3 separate regions of the Homo sapiens genome follow, and all the other regions are linked to region 1. A link is a contact called in ENCODE Hi-C data. All regions are on one chromosome and are shown on one strand. The core of a region is the stretch at or near the end of the contact, and the rest is flanking DNA. Distances in the headings are between cores, read along the strand shown. Region 1 holds the start of UBA3 (ubiquitin like modifier activating enzyme 3). Region 2 overlaps FOXP1 (forkhead box P1). Region 3 overlaps FOXP1 (forkhead box P1).

Region 1 (4,326 bases), core at 914-3,413:
ATTCCGGGGAGGGAGGGGTCAGATTCACTGTAGAGGTCTTTCTGGAGCTTTAATTTATTATTATTTTTAGAGACAGGGTCTCACTATGTTGCCCAGGCTGGTTTTAAACTCCTGGGCTCAAACAGTCCTCCCACCTCAGCCTCCCAAGTAGCCGGGACTACAGGTGTGGGAAGCCGAGCCCTGCTTGATGGGGCTTTTATAATGGGACTGGTGTGTCTAGATAGGACCATTCAGACTATCTGTCTGTTTAAAAACCATAGCAGATAGTCTAATTGTTTATGATATGTTCCATTTGAAGTAAAATAAATCTGTTGAAGGTTTTGCTTGCATGTCTCTGTTGCTTTCATTCCTGGCAAGGGCAGATGGCTATTTCTAATCCGTCAATCAATCTAAGCCAGTGAGAGTGCCTGGTGTCGTTTATCAAAATACCACCATGGTGAGTCAGGCTGTTAGTCTCAAAGCAAGCAGATGCAGGGCCAGATACCTTTGCAGACTTCTTCATCGGCTAGCTGTACTCTATCCCTAGGCCTCAGTTTCCTCCCCTGTGAAATGGGTGAGACTGGACTAGGTGGCCTTTAAGGTGACTGCTGCTTTTCACTATCTGAGAGGGTTGCAATGCTCACTACCACTAATCAAAGGGTATCCAGTATTGTTGGGGGTTCAGGCTACAGGAGCCCATTTTGATAAGCACTGAGGTTAAATCCTCAGTGAAACCATCTGTGGAGTTGTCTGGGCAAGAAAAAGTAGTTTCATAGTTGACGCTGAGACATGTGATGCAGAAGGAGGCTGGTATCTCTTGATAGGGACTGTGAACTCTATTCCCACGCTCACTGCCTGGCATTGACTTTCAGCTCAGTGAATGCTATTGAACTGAACCTAATTGGGGGACCATAAAGGACAAGCTTTCCTTAAGGTTCACTGAAAACTAGGACAAGAGGAGGTTAAATATCACAGTGTAGTAACAGCAGCTACATTTACTGAGTACCCATCAGGCTTTATGTACTCCATTTCAGTGGCCCTCAAACTTTACCAGTGGAGAATCACCCCAGGCTTTGCAGAAGGCTGAAGGGTGGGGTGGCGGGGGGGCGGTGGGGAGCGTGGTGGGGGCGGTGAGGGGTGAAAATTTGTGTTAAAAAAAACTTCCCAAGTGATGTTGATCAGGAACTGTATTTTGAGAGCCACTCTGGATTTTACTTAATTATCAGTCTTACAAGGTGAATAGTGTTATGCCCACTTTATAAATGAAGAAATAGAAGTGTCTAAGGGTTTCGTAGCTCACAACTGAGAAGAATTTAAAATCAGTTACTTTTGATTCCAAATATCATTCTTGTCCCACTCCATAGAAGGAGATGTGTGTGTACGTGTATATACATACATTTTTGAACATGATCATTTCCCTCTATCCAGCCATCCAGATTCACAGTGTATATTTGTATTTCTGACTCTAGAAGAAAATAATTGAAACTTTTATCACAATTTATCTTTAGGTGATAGGATTATGGGTGTTCTCAGTTATTCTTTGATTTTTGTGATTGTTTTCCTTTATACTTTTTTCTTTGTATCTAAATATACACATTTATCTCAGGAAAAGTTTTAATCATTTTGTTTCCGCTGAACTTATCTAACAGAATGTGACATGAAAATATTAATGCTGATTTGTTCAAAGAAAATAATAATCTCCCACCCCACCAATGTAAACGGATTTAGATAAATTTATTATTCAAGTGAGTACTTATAAAGGCAAAGACTTTGGAACCATCCTGAAAAGCAGAAAGTGAAAATTTCCTTGATCTTTGCCCCCAGAGGAAAGCTCTGGCATACTGGGAGGGTTCTTCACGAATTTTTCATAGAATATACCAATATTTTGTATAATTACGTATTAACATATAGTTTGTGTAAACGCATAATGTATTGTCTACATTTTCACGCTGCAGAGCAACATTATGCACGGTATAAGATTCACCTAATTAAGCGTAGGTAATTAAGATTATAATTACAGGGCAAGACTTTAAAGCCCATGGGAGCCCAGCCGCAGTCAACCTCGCACCTCCCTGCCGGTTGTGTTTCTGGCCTCGCCCCTCCCCGCTTCGCCAGCCCCGCCCCTCCCCGCTTTGCCAGTCCCGCTCCTCCCCGCCCTGCCGCGCGTGGGCACCTGGGAAGAGGCGGAGAACAATATGGCGGATGGCGAGGAGCCGTAAGTACCGGGGCTCTGCAGACGCGCCGGGCTGGGCTGGGTTGTGAGAGAGCGCGGCGGTGGGCGGTTGCCGCCGCCACCCGGGGTCCCCACACCCCCCGCCCCGTCCCCTCGCCCCCCTCCCCTCGCGGCGCCCAGTGTGTAGCGCGATGCTGACCCTTCTTTTATTCTCTCTTTTAGGGAGAAGAAAAGAAGGAGAATAGAGGAGCTGCTGGCTGAGAAGTTAGTGCTGCCGGGAGGCCGGGGCCCTCTCCGGGGACCCCCGCCTCCCCCCACCCCAGGCCTAGGGGACCAGCCGCAGCGGGCCCGGGGGGCTGGGAGGGGGACACCCGGAGCGCAGGCCGCGCTGCCTCATCCCCTGATCCCCGCCCCGCAGCCCCGGGGGCCTGGCGGGCCGCTCCCGGTATCTGCCCGGTGCGGGCGTCGGGGCCAGGCTGTACTGCCCCAGCTCCTGCAGGGGCCCTCCGGGGTGCTTGACGTAAAGGTCTTGAGGAAGGACCCTTGTGCACTCCTCTTCCTCCATCCCAAATTGTCAGAGCAGTGACCCTGTGAAAAGGCAATCTACCTTAAACACACAGGAAAAGGACACAAGACCGTTTTGTGGCCTTTTGCAAACACTGAGACAGTAGTACTAATTGCAAACTTTTAATGATAACTCTACATGTCAGGTATTGTACTAAGCACTCCAGTCATTTTGGCAGAATAATTGGCTCTTAAAAGATCTGGAAAGAGGTTGTTGACTTCAAACAGCCTATTTATCCCTTTTACTACACACCCTATTTCTTATCAGATGCTTAATTCTATGCTGGTGAGACAGATTTAATCGAAGTGTTTTCTAACCTGGCCAGCGCCACATAATTTACTCCCCTCCCTGCCTGGGCAGGGAAAAAATACTCTTGCATTGGTTATGGTGAGTTTGTAAATTTCCGTGCCGATTCCCAGTAGCAGTGCTTTGATCTTTATGTGTGTCCCTCAGTTGAATTTCAGCTGCAAGAGGACCGGGATGACAAACTTAATTTCACATTCTTTCCTGCCTTTTATTTCCCTCCCACTTTTACATGAAATCACAATTAAACATTGCTTACCATATCCCACGTACTGTACTGAGTCTTCTGTGTGATTATCTATATCCTCATGGCTGAAAGAAGTAGCTATGAACGGCCTGCAGATGAGGTTTATGTCTATTAAGTAATCTGCTCAAGGTCACAGTGCTGTTAATTGTGGAACCCAACACAACTCTGACATCAAAACGTATGGTTTTTATTGCTAGGCAATACTTCTTGGTCCCTTTTGTAAAAATTGGATATTACTAATATATTTGACGGTAGAAACTGTGGAGTTATAGGAAATTAGAAAATTAAAAATAATCACAACCAAACGTGAATCTTAACTAAGTATAAAATAGATGAATTTTGTAGAGGAGTCCCACCTTATTCTGTTGTATGTTCTAAAAGGTTTGTAGATGTCTATCTGTGGCGTAATTGTAATCTGAAACTTTGTGTTTAGTGGCAAGAAAAGCCGTCCCACAGCATTAAGAGATTCTTTAAAAAATTAAGACCTCTGCCAGGTTCGGTGGCTCATGCCTGTAATCCCAGCACTTTGGGAGGCCGAGGTGGACGGATTACTTGAGCTCAGGAGTTTCAGACCAGCCTGTGCAACATGGCGAAACCCGTCTCTACTAAAAATACAAAAATTGGCTGGGTATGGTGGCATGTACCTGTAGGCACAGCTACTTGGGAGGCTGAGGCAGGAGAATCACTTGAGCCCAGGAGGGCAAGGCTGCAGTGAGCTGCAGTCACACCACTGCACTCCAGCCTGGGCAACACAGTGAGACTCTGTCACAAAAAAAGAAAAAGAAAAAGAAAAAATAACCTTATTTCTGAGAAAAGTGTGTGAAAATTCCTCTCATCAAAGTGATTTTTAGATTACACCTTTGGAAAGGACACATAAATATTAAATTTGCATCAGACATATAAGCATCAGAATTCTGAAAGTGTGACTTTTTTTCTCTGTTGTATCTCATATTTCCTAATGCAAGTGTGATGAAACAACAGATTGAGGAAGCTTGCAGTGTTTTTTTTGTAAATACCAAATGTAGAGAAGTCAATTTCTCACATAATAGACCAATATCC
Region 2 (4,326 bases), core at 934-3,433, 2.3 Mb before region 1:
TGTGGTGGCTCACACCTGTAATTCCAGCACTTTGGGAGGCCAAGGCGGGTGGATCACTTGAGGTCAGGAGTTCGAGACCAGCTGGGCCAACATAGTAAAATCCTGTCTCTACTAAAAATACAACAACAACAAATAATTAGCCGGGTGTGGTGGCACATGCCTGTAATCCCAGCTACGCAGGAGGCTGAGACAGGAGAATTGCTTGAACCTGGGAGGTGAATGCTACAGTGAGCCGAGATTGTGCCACTGCACTCCAGCCTGGGCAGCACAGTGAGACCCTGTCTCATACAAAACAAAACAAAACAAAACGAAACAAAAAAAAACAGGAAAATGAAGACACCTTGTAGATTATTGTCTGACACTTGCAAGTTAGTAGATTTCCAGTATATGAATACAAATTCAAGATAGTGCTTTTTTTCTTTTTCTGAGTAAACACTGAGAGTATGGCAACTGCCATACACATTTCCCTCTTCCTAGAAAAAGCTTTCCCTGTTCTTGATCACTCCTTACCTCTTACAGTTGGCTTGTGACTTCCTCCCACCCCAGGCTGGACGTTGTTTCATGAAAGTGTTTGGCTTCTCCAATGGGAACATTGGATTCTTGAAGGCCAGGGCTGTGTCCTCCACTTTTGCTGACAGAAGCCAGCCCAGCATAGGCAGCAGTTGCTGGATGAATTCTGAGGACCACTTCTTCAGCTCGGCAGTGACACCAACCTTGTTTTGGTGGTTTTCCTATGATGGCTTGGAAATTAGTGGCAAAATTGGAGTGCGGATTTTTGTGGGTTTTTAAAAACCTTCTGACAGTTTTGGGTTTGATTAATACACCTCTGGAAGTTAGCTGCATTTTATGATTCTTAGGCATGGTGGTCCCCAGTGTTCTTACAGAACCACCTAATTTCCATGGTGTGGTGTGGTGGAAATATCACAAATTTAGAGTCAGGAGAACCAGACATGGAATCCTCTTTACCTGGCTGTGGGCACTGGGCAAAGCACTTGTTTCCTCATTGGTAACATTGCAAGGTTATGGTGGGGATTACAAATGAGATAGGGAAGGCGCCCTACCCAGTGCTTGCAACATCGCCAGAGCTTGCAAAAGATGGACATTATCCTAATTATGACTTGAAAGCCCAAATTGGGATTTATGATCTTCCCTGTTTGACTGCAGAGGAGGTGATGCCTCTGTTTGCCTGGTCGCCAAAATCATTGTCCCTTCCTTCTTGCTGCTGGTGAGACTATGGTTAAAGGACCATCCTTCAGCGCAGTTCTTTGTTACTTATTGAAAAAGGTTGGCATTCTGGCAGAAATGTTAGCATTAGAAATGTTTCTAAGCCAGGCCTGACAGCTTGGGCCTATAATCCAGCGACTTGGGAGGCTGAGGCGGGAAGACCACTTGAAGCCAAGAATTCCAGATAAACCTGGGCAGCATAAGGAGACCTTGTCTCTAAAAAATAAATATGTACATAAAATAAGTAAGAAATAAAAATAGAAATATATTTCTGCTGGTGCATCTTTATGGACTTGCGGGTATATTTAGGGCCATTCATGAAATCATGTGACCTAAGACAAGCTGATTAAATACAACTGAAGATGTCTCAGGCTCAGCTAGATCACACATAGAATGGGCGGGGCGGCGGGGGAGCATAATAGCACTTCCCTGCCAGGGTTGCTGAAGGGCTCAGTGAGGTGGGAGATACAGTGTGCCTGGGATGCAGATAACGTGACTGAGAAATCCACACAGGCCAGCCTGGGAGGCCCCTGTGTTGGCCCCATGGCCAGCTACCTCTCTAATTCTGGTTCTATGGCCTATGATTCTTTGTCAGGTCTGCTTTGTACCCCTGGTAGAACCATGTCTGAGCATGCCAGCCAGCAGGGGGATGCTCTTTGTGTGAGGAGAAGCTGGTCTAATCCCGGATATCCTATAAAGTTGAGCAGTTTGCGAGGGGAGACAGAGGACACGCCTTTAGGACTAATGTGTTTTTCCTTGGCAGAAGTCCAAGGTGAACCTCTGTCTTTGCCAAAGGAACACCGCTTCAGGGCCTGTGACTAGGATGTTCTGAGTGGCTGGGTTGGTCTTGGGAGTGGGAGCCTGGAGCCTTCTCACTTTGGATGCACGCTTGGTCTTGCTCTGCGATGCGCTTGGCAAGTTGCCACAATTCTTATGTCTCTCTCTGCTTCCTCATCTGTGAAATGGGCTTAATAGCACCTAGGGAAGGAAGAACTTGTAGGTGCTGTGTGGATTCATAAATTCACCCTCAGTGAGAGCTTTGAAGATGTGAAATTGTCTCTGGGGACTTGGAGGTGTTCTAAACCTGTTGAACCAGAGACATTGGCATCTTACTGGGTTGCCTGTAGCAGCTGGAGAGTTGGAGGCCTCAGATATTGGGCTGGGTGTTGGGCTTCAGGCAGCTCTTTCCTGGCTCCTGAATGAGTTTTAGTTTTCTCCAAGGAAATCTTGACTTGTCTTAGCTTACACATGGGGGTTTGTATTGGAGTTTTGGTTTGTGTTTTCTCCATATGAAAGAAGGGGTGTGTGAGTGTGTGTGTGTGTGCGCGCTTGTGTGTGTGTGTACCCAGAAATGGTAGGTAACTCTTACTGAGATGAAAGAATTTCAAGGCTTACACAGCCAAGAGAGAGGGCATTCACCCCTTTTTTTCTTCCATTGGTTAAGTTTGTCCCCTAGATCCTTCTCTGAAGTGTGGGAGCTGTACAGCACTACCAGTGAGTTCCTTCTCTGTTTAATTGGAAGGACTTGTTGCAGCTTGGGCGATTATTCTTTTTGGCTTTCTTTTCGATTATTTCCCCACACTTCAGATTCATTTGAAACAAGTTTTCAGCCTTGTTCAGGTGGAAACCTGTTTTCAGTTGTGGGCTCTCCTGACCTCACTGGAAGGGTGAGAAGAGAGGTGAGGACGTGGGGGAGGGACCCCATGCCCTCACTGCTCAAAGTGTGGTCCTCAAACGAGCAGCCGCGGCATCACCTGAGTTCTTATTAGAAATGCAGGGTCTCAGGCCCCACCCCAGACCGACTGAATCAGTCTTTTGCCAAGATGGCCAGGTGATTCACGTGCATTTAGGTTTAAGGAGCACTAGAACATTTTGGATTGTATGTAGTTTTTCTAATAGGAGTGAAAAGGGGGAGGGTTGTTGGTTGAGAAGTTCGTGTTTATGCTGATGCTGTTGCATGCTTCTCTCTTCTGAAGTGCCTGCATTATCACTCCCCTTGACTTCTAACTTCCTTACGTGTTGTCCTTGACTTGTGTTAGAAAGCTGTGAAGTGTGACTGAAACTAGCGGGTGAGTTAATGTTTCCTGTTCCACATCACACCATTAAGATGTCGCAGTGCTTGAAAGTAAAAGATGTTCAGCATCCCAATTGCGGGGTGACTGCAGACTGTCTTAAAAAGTTGGGCTGGGTTGTTTGAAAATTTCAAAAGGAAGCATCTCCTAAAATGATAAAATAGGAAACCAAGGCCACGTCAAGAGGGGATCAAATTATGACTTGCCTTCTGAGCTTTTCACATGGAGGTGCTCCATCAGCAGTTCAGAGGCAGCTGGGAGGCTAATCATAGGAGGGCCAACACTGGTCTGTTTTTGTTTAAGAGAATTATGGTAGGTGGTGATGGTTTTAAGAGTAAGTCAGCCATTCTGAGAGAAGGTTTGGGCAGTGGCTTGGTGACATCATCCCACTTGGATGAAAGAAGAGTCAAGCCAGCCTTTCTTTGGTCAGGAGGTCCTGAGACCAGCGGCCCCTCTGTTTCTAGTGTGAACCATTCACTACGCAGGTGTCTCTGTCCTGAGTCGGCTGGGTTCTGATGTTTGCATATTGTGGTTATCCTAAAATAGGATGCCCTGCCATTTATTGTCCTACGCTGGGGAGATGGCCCTCACACAATTTATGCTTCTTTGAAAAAAATGTCAAATTATATAAATTCAAGATTATTTAGGAAACACAAGCGATTTTGGTGTTCTTATTGAATAAAAAGATAACTAGATTGTTCTAGCACAGAAAAAATATTGAAACCATGTGCAACTTTATTCTTTTTTTCTGAAATTACGAACAGGGCATACATTTACCTGAGGGTAGAGGATGACATCGCCTAGCTAAATTCACCTTTAATGTGTTTAATTTTTTTTATCCTGATGTCAGAATCAAGGAAAATGATATTTATTCACTTTCCCCTGTAGTTTCTTTCTTGCTTTGCGCATTCTTACTTGGTTTTTCCCAAAGAATTTGTCGCTCAGGTCTCTGCTTCAGGAAACACCTAACTCTGGGAATGATGGTGACAGATTTTGCTTTGCTGTGTCTGTCCCTTGCAGTCCAGTAGCA
Region 3 (4,326 bases), core at 1,121-3,620, 2.0 Mb before region 1:
TATAGACTGATGTCTTTTTAAACTGGCTGCCTTGTGAAAATTAGAGTTCCTCTTTCTTAACTAGGACTGTGGGTAGTAGTGATCCCCATGTGGCAAGGATGGGGCAGGGAAGAGTGTTCCTGCAGGAAGAAAGTGTGTGCAAGCCAGATGACATGCAACTGCCCTCATGATCAGATTTGGATAACTCTGTTATTTACTCCAAACCTTAGTGTCTTACAGTTTAAACATTTATTCTTTTACACACTTTCTGTGAGTCAGAGATAGGGGAGTGGCTTAGCTGGGTGGTTCAGGCTCATAGCATCTCATGAGATTGCAGTCAAAATGTGAGGCTGGGGCATGATTGGGGCTAGGGGAGCCGCTTCCAAGATGGCTCGCTCACATGGCTGTCAGCAGGAGGCCTCAAGTTCTCAGGCTGTGGACCTCTCCATAGTGTGACTTCAGTGCCCTTGTGATGTGGCAGCTGGCTTTTCCCAGAGTGATCCAAGTTGTGACCTAGCCTTGGAAATCACATACCATTACTTCTGCCATATTTATTGGTCACAGAGACCGGCCCTGACATGGTGTTGGAAGGTACTATCCAAGGCATGAATACCAAATGGTGAGAATCTTTGGGGCTTGTTTCGGAGGTTGGGTGCCACTGATTCCAACCTCCTCATTAGCCCTATTTAGAATCAGAGTAAGAGCAAGTCAGTGTAATTGTTTATAAAGTGTCATATCCTTCAGCTATGTTGGATGGAAGAAAGGTCAAAATGTGACCTGAGCACTGGTGTACTCTTGGCGTAAGGTCATTGGCCAAAGTATTATTCACTTCACTAAAAGATTTGCCTGTACTAATAAGAAAGAGAGATTGACAAAAGAGATGAACTGCACTAAGGTATTTGGTGAGTTCGATTTCTTTCTCAAATTATGCAAATTTCCTCCAGCGTTTCCCCCTAAACAATGGGAAGTTGCATATTCTCAAAGCTGTAAGACCTTCAAAGATAATCTCAGAGTGATTTTAAGGCAAAATAAGTAGTTTAATATTTATATCTAACTGCATCTCTGGTGTCTCAGAAGTCTTTGACATCATTGGAATGACTTTGTTAGTACCTTTCCCATAAATAGTTAGCTAGACAGGTGAAAGTTCAAGAAAAATAATGAGATCCTTTACGCAACTCAAATAGACTGTTCATGAGATTCCCTGTTCAACAAACATCTGACAAATTATTGGGTGGTTGTGTTGACCTAGACACCTAGAGTGAGGCACCTAGAGTGAGCAGCAGAGAAAGCAGCCGGGAGATTACATTCTTATGGGACATTAAACTGGTAAGCCAAAAAAAAAAAAACAAAAAACAAAACAATGTATCACCACATGTTGTGTGACGATGAAATCTGTAAGAAAACAAAGTAGATTAAGATAAACACCGTGGTGATGACAGTCCCATGTTTGACTGGCTGGCCAGGGAAGGACTCTGAGGAAATGGTCTTTGAGTAGAGACCTTGACTGAGTGAGGGACTGAGTCTTGCGTCTATCTAGGGAAGAAAGTTTCAGGTTCGGGGAAGAGCAAGTTTAAGAGCCCCCAATCAGAAACAAGCTTGGTTGCTCTTTCGCAATTTCCAGAGACTCCATCTATTCCCCAGCATCTTGGTTCTCACCACTGCACTGCTTATGGTTGACCGTCAGCTTTGCTTTTTTGACCATAGTCTTACAGCCCTGGCTTAGCCTTCTCTGAAAACATACATTTGCACACTAAGCCAGATTCACATGGGAGGTACATTATGCCGTGGCCTAGTCTAGTGTGTATTTCCCCTTTCTCTCCCCACAAAGATTTTACAAAACTTATACATGCAAACAGGTATTTTTGTTTGTTTCACATGAGTCGCTTTTGCATAATATAACAAGCCCATGATTTCACATGTACAGTAATTCATAGAAAGTGATAGTCATCTTGCTTAGACACCTTAGTTCTCAAATCTAGCCTGCTAAATATAGTACCTTCTCAGACCCATATAAGGTGTCATAAAAAAAGAAAAAATAAAGGTCAAAGTTTCCCCACCCACAAATTTGGTTATAAAAACAGCAAAGCAGGGTTTTTCTGAACTTGAATCAGTAAATTTTTAATTTAAATAGTATCCTGTTTTGACAAAGTGCTAAACCACAGAGGTCTGAGAAAGACACTCTTAAGCCTTTGTCAATACCAGCTGGCATCTCTCAACAGGAAACCTTGGATGACTTTTGTTGTCATTTTGTGATGCACTGACAAGGAATGCGTGCCCTTATTTGTTGCATCAAGGAAATGGTCAGAGTACCTCTGATGCGGCTCGATGCCGTTTACATCAATATGTTGCATAATCCTTTGCCAGACAAAACCGGTATTTTGTTGTCGTTGTTTGATCAATTAACATTGGATTTCTGGCTTTGCTAAGTGCACCTCCAGAGCAAGACACAAAATGATGTCACATGAGTTCTGTTCTCTGACCCACCCAACAAAGAACTGAGCTAACCTGCAACCCTTTTCCTGCCTTGGTCTTTTGATCTCATCAGTTGTGCAGCTCACCTCTTCAGGGCCTGCACAGCTCTTGAATGGTGTGGACTGTCCCGAGGAAATCCAAGGTACTATAAGAGCTCTTTGTTGGAATTCAGTCCCTAGCCCTCTCTTTATCTCACTTTGTTTCATGTTGAATAGTAAGTTGCATTTTACTGTTATGGTGACTGCATTTTTCTTATGGGGCCTTCAGGGTAAACAGCCGTTAGTTTCCATCTGTGAACACACATGTAGCTTGTGTTTGGGTAGGGTGCCTGGTGCTTCCAAAGTCATTATTTTCTCTGTAATGTTTGTTCTCCATGGTTGTGCATAGATAGATTCTATGCCCCAGTGCAGGACGAAGAGGTAGCCTGTAATTCCAGCTGAATGTGTTGCAGTTGAAAGTGGGACGGGAGTGGAAGCAAGTGATGGATCAAGCAAATCGCTTTTAATTTTACATAAATTGGTTTTCTGCTTTCCTCTGGGGCAGAAGTTTGCTGCTCAGGGTCATGTTAAATGTCGCTGATGATTTGGAAGAGAGGCATTCCTGGAAAATATCCGGTGAGACAGAACTTGGGATTTCAGTCCCTGCCTCTCATTGACAGACTTGGGGAAATTAGAGATGGAGTCTCTAGCCTGGGATGGGAGCCGTTATCTCTGGACCAGCTAGAGACACTGGAGATTAGAAAAGGCAACAGCAATTTTAGATTCCCGAAGAATAAAATTATCATGACATTTATCAAATGTGCTCCCTTTCCCCCCGGTACATTGCATAATAATGATGTTTGTATATGTTGTTGTCACATAAGCAAGAACGAGAGAAGATCCCCTTTCATGGGATGCTCACAGATTTCCTTAATATGAAATTAACTAGCAGTCCTAGATAAGTAAGCTAGAACTGTAATGGGCACAGTCTGAAAGAGGGCAGAGCTTTCTTTTTGCCCCTTGGCCAAGGACAAAACATGGGCAAGGCCAGTTGTCAACATGAGACACTGGTTTCAGGTTTGCAGCTACAAAGAATACAGTTGTGATGGATTTCAATCCGATATTTGCAGTTCCAATGCTAGAATTTTCAGCCATGTCATCCTGAGTCTCTTTAGGCTTTAGAAACAAAGGATTCATGTTTGAATCGTGACCTGCCACCATGACCTTGGGCAAAATAGAAAACTTTGTTTCTTTGTCTATAAAATGGCCGTAAATGTGCGGTGGCTCACGCCTGTAATCCTAGCACTTTGGGAGGCCAAGGCGGGCAGATCACGAGGTCAAGAGATCAAGGCCATCCTGGCCAACATGGTGAAATCCTGTCTCTACTAAAAATACAAAAAATAGCTGGGTGTGGTGGCACCCGCCTGTGGTCCCAGCTACTCAGGAGGCTGAGGCAGGAGAATCGCTTGAACCCAGGAGGCGGAGGTTGCAGTGAGCCAAGATCACACCACTGCACTCCAGTCTGGCAACACAGTGAGACTCCATGTAAAAAAAAAAAAAAGGCCATAAATGATACCCACCATACAAGAACCAAATGAAAACTTGGACATAAAGCACCCAGCTAGAGACACACAGCATGTGACATACGCTTAACGAAAGGTGCTAATAATGTTATTAGAATTTCACTGGATTGTTGTTGATGATTCTAATATAATATTCCTTAATAGTAAAAAGCTGAAGCCATAGGAGCCCAGTAATCTTCACCTGGAATTTCACAGTAACAGGAAAATAAATGAAACTTTGGGATACTAAATATTAATGGGGTGAAGTAAAAAAAGCTAAGTGGGGCCTGGCGTAGTAGCTCACACCTGTGATGTGAGGCACTTTGGGAGGCCAA

What was found. Hi-C counts contacts between places; a loop is a spot of excess contacts on that map. Pooled maps may share reads with other maps.
Region 2: a pooled map shows a loop between it and region 1 (4-fold over the local background). The contact joins the enhancer-like site here to the promoter of UBA3 in region 1. A Hi-C loop is called at or near these places in 2 of 37 single-sample maps with no recorded cell type and 2 of 50 pooled maps.
Region 3: a pooled map shows a loop between it and region 1 (24-fold over the local background). The contact joins the enhancer-like site here to the promoter of UBA3 in region 1. A Hi-C loop is called at or near these places in 4 of 37 single-sample maps with no recorded cell type and 5 of 50 pooled maps.

What each region holds. Positions count from the first base shown.
Region 1 is chr3:69,078,202-69,082,527 of GRCh38, reverse strand. UBA3 (ubiquitin like modifier activating enzyme 3) reads left to right here and starts at 2,163. Exons shown (of 18, transcript NM_003968.4): 1 at 2,163-2,194; 2 at 2,375-2,416. The coding sequence starts at 2,175. RefSeq lists an enhancer at 392-451 and silencers at 2,055-2,124, 2,245-2,334, 2,455-2,684.
Region 2 is chr3:71,421,093-71,425,418 of GRCh38, reverse strand. All of the region lies in intron 3 of FOXP1 (forkhead box P1), which reads left to right. Among named protein-coding and RNA genes, the nearest start is that of MIR1284, 120 kb to the left of the region's middle. RefSeq lists an enhancer at 3,370-3,419. Within about 2 kb of position 2,183, at least 8 of the 41 ENCODE cell types and tissues checked have a DNase peak (open chromatin) inside an H3K27ac peak, as active enhancers do.
Region 3 is chr3:71,085,400-71,089,725 of GRCh38, reverse strand. The region is part of intron 7 of FOXP1 (forkhead box P1); the gene reads left to right. LOC124906247 (a long non-coding RNA gene) reads right to left here. Exons shown (of 2, transcript XR_007095956.1): 2 at 1,011-4,326. Among named protein-coding and RNA genes, the nearest start is that of FOXP1-AS1, 200 kb to the left of the region's middle. RefSeq lists an enhancer at 1,783-1,882. Within about 2 kb of position 2,370, at least 7 of the 41 ENCODE cell types and tissues checked have a DNase peak (open chromatin) inside an H3K27ac peak, as active enhancers do.